2 separate regions of the Homo sapiens genome follow, and region 2 is linked to region 1. Evidence: read pairs that join two places in POLR2A ChIA-PET (ENCODE). Cell type or tissue: HepG2. All regions are shown on one strand.

The links. ChIA-PET counts read pairs that join two places held together with the same protein. Peaks named below come from ENCODE experiments on the same cell type or tissue, not always from the same donor. Only the 100,000 strongest peaks of a DNase experiment are listed, where the experiment ranks them.
Region 2: POLR2A ChIA-PET joins it to region 1 with 6 read pairs; 1 of 35 experiments calls an interaction of 5 or more read pairs at or near these places.

Annotation. Positions count from the first base shown.
Region 1 is chr2:69,214,886-69,218,885 of GRCh38, reverse strand. The region is part of intron 17 of ANTXR1 (ANTXR cell adhesion molecule 1); the gene reads right to left. LOC124906019 (a long non-coding RNA gene) reads right to left here. Exons shown (of 2, transcript XR_007086799.1): 1 at 1-4,000. Among named protein-coding and RNA genes, the nearest start is that of MIR3126, 110 kb to the right of the region's middle. RefSeq lists a silencer at 1,495-1,789. In HepG2, no CTCF peak of the experiment used is centred here; DNase peaks (open chromatin) are centred at 1,685, 2,115 and 3,915; H3K4me3 peaks cover 234 bases.
Region 2 is chr2:69,080,562-69,084,561 of GRCh38, reverse strand. All of the region lies in intron 8 of ANTXR1 (ANTXR cell adhesion molecule 1), which reads right to left. Among named protein-coding and RNA genes, the nearest start is that of MIR3126, 21 kb to the left of the region's middle. In HepG2, no CTCF peak of the experiment used is centred here; a DNase peak (open chromatin) is centred at 1,701; H3K4me3 peaks cover 263 bases.

The sequences.
Region 1 (4,000 bases):
TCCTTCTGCCTTGAGGCTTCCCACCCCAATTAAGTGGTGAGTCTAGGTGGGGCAGGGATATTTAATAGGCCTTTGGTTTTCTGTAAGCCTTTTATTAATGCTGTAAGTTACAGCGGCTACATACTCTGGGCTGGGTTTCACCTTCTGGTGCTGTGTTCCTGGCTGTCATGGTTTTGTTCCCAGTGTGATTTTCAAGTTGGTTAGTGTTAAAGCAGGAAGTACTACCCCTCCTAGAACAGCCCAGTTTCACCTAGATGGCATAAGTGCTTTAGGAAGAAGGAATGTGGCAGACAACCTTGCCCTTTCTGCAGATCTTCCCAGCAGCTCTCTGCTCTTAACCTACCCACGTCACTGTCCAGTGTATTTTCCAGTGAAAAGGGCTAACTACACCTGCATTTTCCAAGCAGTTTGAATTCCTGGCTATGGCACACTGAGTTGATTACTTTTACACCGACAACACAATGAAATCTCCCTACTGACTTGTCCTCAGTATAAAAATATAAAGGGATACCCATCCCCCCCTTTTTTTCCAGAACTGAAAATAAAACTTAAAATTCTCAGCTGTCATTTAGTATTATTGCCTTCAGCTTGAGAGCTTTTAAAAGAAATTGGCTTCAGAAAGTGACCCAGACCATCTAAAGCCCACTACAGCTGAATCTTGCCAGCTTAATTTTAATCTACAAAGGCATGGGGTGACTTTTCTGCAGTTTTCACACGAGGGCCAGGAGAATGAACTGTTAGAACCTTTGCCGCTTGGTTGACCTTGTTCATTTGAGGACCTTCCACCCGGCTCCTCTCTGCCTCCTTAACAGTTGCTCAAGGAGATGATAGGAATCCTTTGTCCTCAGATCTCTGGGGGTTAGAAGACACCCTGAAGAACCTGTCCATGAGATAACCTGTGTGCCCCTCTGAAAAGTAGCTTCCTCCAGGAATCAGCCTGGGGCCAGTCCAGTAGGGCCTTGGTTTCACCTGGGGATAGCAAATCCACAAGCCAGGTGACTGAAAGGAGACAGACATTCTCTCATAATTTCTTCTCCATGAAATTCGAGCTCTACAGGGAAGAGGATCTTTTCCATATACCGCTAGTGCCTAGAAAAAGAATTGAACTGGGTACCTATGAATAGTCCCCTCACACACAGGCCCTCCACCCAGGCCTGCTCCTTGTCCCATTCCCACCCCTGACTTGCAGTAGTTAATTAATAAGGGTATTTTCTTTTAATAATAACAATGCTGATATGCACCAGCCACTGTGCTGAGCATTTCATGCACAATATTGCATATACTAAATGCACTATATTGCATTTAGTAATCACAACCATGAGCTCCCATGGGCTCATTTTACAAGTTCAGAGTGGGTCATTAGTCAAAACCACACAGTGAGTGGTGGGGTTAGGTTTCAAACCTAGCTCTGCTAATTGGAAAGTCTCTATTCTTACACTCTCACCTAGGTGATCTTGAGCCCTGAGTTGATGTTGTTGATACAGAAATAATTACACGAAACTGAACTCTCAGATTCACATTGTGCACTTGCAATAGGCGAGTGGCCCATCCTCTCCAGTAAGGCCTCATTAGGGATGAGGGGGCCACTTGTGTGAGCTGGACACTGGCCAGCAGCAGGGATGGGAGGCCCTGAGGCCCTAAGCACTTTTGGTGGGAACTGCTGACTGGTGAGATGCATGTCAGTCCTTGGCAGGAAGCTAGGACAGATTATTAAACAGATGGCTTATAAGTTCCAAAGACAGGAAACAGTGGTCATCCCTGGGAGCAAAGGTTTGCCGAAAGCGAATTGTGCCAAACCTCATTTTTTTTGCAAGTCTCACTAGATTCATAGATGGGGGCTGACAGATGTAGTTTATCTGCATTTCAGCAGATCAGTTCACACAGTGTCTCAAAGCACATTTAGGGGAAAGATGGAAAGATGTGGGATATTTAACTGCAATTGAGATGGCTCAGAGAAGGTTGAACAGGCAGCACCCAGAGAGTGCTGGTTAACTTAGCAATGACAATGGTCACTTGTTCTGAGTGCCAAACACGGGTCAAGAATGTAGGAAGAACTGAGTAAATATTTGTTGGTAGTATTAAACTCATGGGGGAAGTCTTCAGTGGTCCCGTGAAAGGGCTCTTTCTTTGATTTGCAAACATTTACAGAATAGACAAAGAGTTTGGGAAGTGGAGGGGACAAGGTCTTGCTCCTTGATCAAGGGGAGGGAGCAGTAGGGTCTAGTGTCTTTCATTTTCTTTTGACCTCTGGAGCCCAGTCTCTGGGACATGGTGATGGGTGAGGATGACTGTGGGTCTTTCATTGTATCTGGACACACTGTGTTTCAGGAGCACTTAGTGATTCTGAGGGGGAGGTTTGAAGACTACTCTGAGAAAATCGTGTGTGTGCGTGTACATGTGTGTATATATGTGCATGCATGTATATATGTGTGTATATACATATATGTATGTGTGTATATGTATGTATATGCATGTGTGTATGTATGTATTAATAGATATGTATGTGTATGTGCATGTTTGGTTTCCCAGCCCAAACATCTAGAACCCACCTAAAACCACCTATCTAGAACCAGATTATCTCCGCTTACCTGTTTTTCATATTGGCTTTCTGGTAAGATTTCATTGAAAGAAGAAGTTTTTTGGCTCAAAAATGTTTGGAAGCCATGGAATCTGATGATATAAAAGGTTCCTTCTAGCTCTAAAAATTAATTGGTTCTTAAAAATTGTGTAGAAGGAAGCTTGCTAAAGGCAAACTCTAAAAAATACTGGTTTTGTCTGCCACTTCCTTTTCACCTCCTGGCACACACGGTCTCCCTGGCAAGCCTCTAAAAGAGCTCCCACCTCTGGGCCTGCCATCTCCTTTCTCTTAAGTGCCTCCTAGCACTCTTCAGGCCCCTGACAGTGTTCCTGTACATTCCTTGTATCAAATTGTCTTCTTAAGTGTAAATGACTGGCTTCCATTTTCTCAGTGGTGATATCTTTGTTGTTAAAAAAGCTTTGAACTGATAGAATATCTGATTAGCAGAGTTTTAAGCAATGTAGCCAAGTGAAGAATTTGAAGAAGAATGGGAGAGAGGCTCTGGGTCAGTAGAGCCTCCATTAATCTTACCTAGAGAAATGTGGCCTTTTGCCCAGGTTCATTAATTTTTTTCAAAGCCACTTTTAAAGTACCTACTATGGGCCAGCATTCTACTAGACTCTACTGGGGGCAAATATTGAGTACAAATAATCTCAGTTCCCACTCCCATATGGCTTGCAGGCTGAGGAGGGGACGCTACTTTACTTAAACATTAATTTGTTAATTCAATAATTATTCACTGAGTGCCTATCATAGCTGGGATGTAGTAGTGAATAAACCAGATGATGTCTATGCCCCATGGGGCATATCTTTAAATGGGTGGATAATTAAAATCTGAGATAAGCATGTAATGAATGTTAAAATGGAAGTTTTGACTATGCTCTGAGCTGTAAGATATTCTAATAAGTTGCCTAATAGGGAAACATCTGTAAACTGGCTTCATGATGCTTGGACTCTTCAGCCAGATGAAGGCTATAAAAGGGGCCTGGGTAGGGCGAAGGATGTATGAAGGGATTTCTTGGAGAGAAAAGTTGCTGTGCTGTGAGTCTCCAGAGACCCTTCCAGTAGAGATTTCATCAGGGCTTCCCTGGGCTTCCCCTCCAGTGCAGTGAGGCTGTCCCCATGGGGCTACTTGGAGAGCTTGGAATGGGTTCCCTGAAGATGGCGAATACAGAGTTCTCATGTCTGAGAAAGTGGAGGCAGCCTGTGCAGCAGGATGGAGGGGCTGCAATTGGGTTCGCCCATCCATGCGTCCTGTAAGTCTTTCTTGTGGACCAGATGTGGGTCGTGCAGAGGAAGTGCAGAGCAGAGTCATCTTGGATGCTGTCCAAGAGGCTATGTAATAGGACAGAGGGACTTCGGCAGTAACAAGCTGGAGGTGACTGCTAGACCCAGAGGCTATGAAAGCACCACAAGCAAACA
Region 2 (4,000 bases), 130 kb after region 1:
ACACGTATTTCTGGGATTCATATATGATTTTATGTACACTAATACACTATACCAAATACATTATACCACGCTTACATGCAACAAAACACATTTTGAAGCAGTTTGTGTATCTTAAACAATAAAGCTTATTCTTAAAACATGCCAAAGTTTTTGTCTGAGGGAGGGCACCCCACTCACTTAAATAGATGCTACTCTGTTAGTTTCACACTCAATGAGAATCCGATCCAAAGGAGTGTAGGATAAACAAGGTTCTAAAAGTAGGAAATTCATTTGTTTCCCCACTAAACCACTTTCTTCTCATGTCTGCAGGAGAAAAGCTCAGAGAGCTGGGAACTTCAAAATGTGGTTTATTTAGTAAGATGAGCAGACTGGAAAAGTGAGTGGCCTTTCTTGGGAGCTGATTTCGTTCTAAAATTCTGCTGTTGCTTTTATAGTGGGTCTCAGCAGATTCCTCAATATAGGAGGAGGGGCTGCAGGAAGAATAGGAATGATCTGAGGATTAACTGAACATGCCCCTCTGCAATCTTTGTAGCCTGTTCAAGCTCTGGGAATTCTTGTTCAATTTGGACTTTTTAATAAGCTGAATAGAAATAATAGTGTAGGAGAAATGCCTGGTCTGAGTGTCTGCAAAATCTGAGTCTAATTAATGACTGCTGAGGCAAAAGATTTTTTTGAAAAAAGATTCTCTGCCCACTACAGAAATTACAATTGATTCTATTTATGTTTCGTATCCAAGCCTGCTAATGTGAATGGTGCCCAGAATGCCATGTTTTACAGATGCAATCTTGGAAGAGAGGGGAGGGGAGAGGCTGAGGGGATTTTACAAGAAACGGAGCCACAGACTGCCCTCTTGTTGTGCAGTGTAGGTCTTCCCTGGGTCACAAAAGCTCTATGGTACTCTGGGTTGCTTTATAATTAATAAATATGCAAAGCACAGGGCTGCATATCATGGGAAATATGACACATAGGGCAGTCTTTGGGATTGCACAACTTAGCATGTGACCAGGAGGAATGGCAGAGGCATGGAACAGATCCACATGCCAAGCAAGAGCTTCAAAAAATTGGTGCCACTGGAGTCCAAGGCAGGGAGAGCTCATGGAAGAGGAGAGAGCAGGGCAGGCTTTGTAGAGATGGGAAGACTGAAGGGTGCCTTTGGACAGGATTCAGATGGGGCGAAGGAAGGGAAGGAGGTTGCCTCCAGTGACCAACAAGCCTGATTTATGAGAAGAGCTGCTGCTGCTGAAATGTGCCTCCCCATCTGCTAGCCCTGGAAAAGGGATTAGTTCAATAAGGCAGACACTTTCCAGGACTTTGGGAATGTGACATGAATTCTGATCACAGGAAAACCCTTTGCAGTTCCTGTTGGGGTCTTGGAAGAGTAGCTGGGAGGCAAGCCTGGAAGACAGATTTCACCTTTTATCACAGCTTTGTTAGGGCCTGGGCCAGATTAGGGGATTACATTGCTTCCCATGAGTGGAAGGGACAAATCAGCACAGGATCTGGTTTTCATAAATAAAATAAATTTATATATACCATGGAATAGATTGATTCCTCGGTTCCGTTGATCTCACAGTTTCCCTGATAACAAGGATGGTCATGCCACAGCTTGCGAGAAATCCTTGCAAACATAGTTGTGTTTGCTCAATGCTTGTTGTTTATTGTTGATCAAACATGCAGAAAGCTCTATGTGCTGACTCACTCTCCTTAACAGGAAGCCTGATGTCGGCTTAAATATTTATTCGAGGGAAATTCTCCTAGATGGAGATGGCTTGGTGCCAGCAGCTGTGGGCTCTCCTTTTCAGACAGTGTCCTTGGTTTCAGGCACCACCCTCAGTTGCACACCAAGTGGGGATAGCTGGGAGGAGGAGCTGGCATCACGGTAACCAGGCCGAGTGTTGGGATTCAAAGCTGCTGACCCATCTCGGTGTTATCTGAACCCAGCTTTTATGCGGGTTCCTGTTTCACTGCCTGAAACACTTTTGAAAAGGCAAGCAAAGACCCAGGAGCCTTGCTGGACCTTTGCTTCATACTTTTGCTCGAGGGCTGGTGCTAAATTCACCAGTTGTGGTCGGTGGAAATTCCCTGAAGAAGCCACAATATGAGAAGGCACAGGAATAGTTTCTTCCTTTACAGTGTTACTGGCTTCAAGGGCTACAATCTTCCAGCCATCCAGACTTCTTCTTGTAATTTTATCACCATATTCTGCAGAAGCGAGTGGGAAAACTGTCGTGGTGCTCAGAGGTAGAGTCCTGTGCAAGTGTGGAAGGGGAGATGTTCCTTGCAGCCTGTGTCAATTCTCCAGCTTCTCAGGACGATGGTACTTCATCCGTTGGGCAGTAATGATTTCTGGAGGTGGTCTCTACCTGGTAGTAAGAGGCAAAGTGCTCCCCTGCCCATCCACGGTGTATTCAGATCAGGCCACATGGATTCTGGTCTTGCCTCTGTCAAGCCAGTTCACGTTTTCAGTCCTCAGTGTCTTCCTCTCTGAAATGGAGCTACTTCCTGGCCTGCCTGCATTGTTTAGTAGAACACAGTGGGCATTCACATCGTGGGCATTAGAAAGACTTGAGTCTATTCGGGATCACTACTCACTGTGCTGTGTGGCCTTGGACAAGTTGGTGAATCTCTCTGAACTTTTAGTATCTACTTCTATAAAAGGGGTAATGATTTCTACATCAAATGGCACCTGTGAGGATTCAAGGAGATGATTATGTGAAATGATTTGCACAGTACCTGGCACATAGTACGAACTCACTGAATGGTGGTTTTGATTATTTTTAGCTTCCTAAGAAAATAGAGGTAGGAAAAATCATGGGCTCTAGAGTCAAGGAAAAAGTGGGTTCTAACCCTGCTTTCCCCCTTAGGGCTGTGTGGTCTTGGGCAGGTTATCTGAGCTTCAGTTTCTTCATCTGTAACATTGGAATAGGAATATTTATTTTGCAGCATTGTTATGATTTTTAAATGAAATAATATTATATGGGAAAAAGGGATAATGTCTGGTTCCAAAGTAAGTTCTCTACAGCTGTTAATTTCCTTCTGCCCTTTTCCTATCCCTCTCAGTTAAGAAACTAAAATGGAAAACAAGTGGGAACATTTTGAAAAAATCTGACACATAAGTACTTCCTCTTGAAGGAGAGAGGATTGAAGAACAGTGGAAAGATCAAAACATGAGCATCAGATTGAGGAAGCAGAGCATCTGGGGATTTGATGAATCCAAGCCCTGGGCAACTGGCTTCTGGTAATCCAGTGGTGATTTTCCATTTCCTCAGACATTTATGGCCAAATGTCATGAAAAGAGCAGAATCTTTGGAACCAGAGCTGAGTTCAAATTCCCCACTCCACCATTATAAGAGGGCAGACCTGAGGGCAGTTTCTCCAACCTTCTTGCACCTCAGTTTCCTCATCTATAAAATGGGGATAATAAATCCTTCTTCAGAGAGTGGTGGTTAAGTGCCTGGCAGAGGCGCTAATAGAGAGAACGTGTTCAAGTCATAGTGAGTTTTCTTCTTCAAAGGCCGAAATGCTATTGATTCTGAGTGCCATGATGTCTAGATTTCCTGAGTCTTGATTTCAAGCCTGATTGCTCTATTGTCAGACTCTGTACCTAGCTATAGTTTCCTATTGTCCTTGGATTTAGCTTCTGCCTGCTTCTTCATGTCATCTTCTGCCTTTCTTCACTTTAAGCATTGGTCTTTCATTCTCCTATGCACTGTACTGGGCCGTGCTCTGCCAAGAACATTCTATCCATGCCCTTCCAATGGATGGCTCCATTACGTCCTTCAGTTCATCTCTTCAAAGGAACCTGGGTTCTTTGTCAACCCTTTTACTCTTAATCTCATGGCCATGTTATTTCTTTTATTCCTGTTATCACAATTTTAATTCCACATGATTATTTATTTACTTGTTTTTAATGTGTCTCTCCCACTGGATTGTAAGCTCTACCAGGACAGAGCCTCTACCTGCTTTAGTTGTTACTGAATGGTCAGAGCCTGCCATAAAA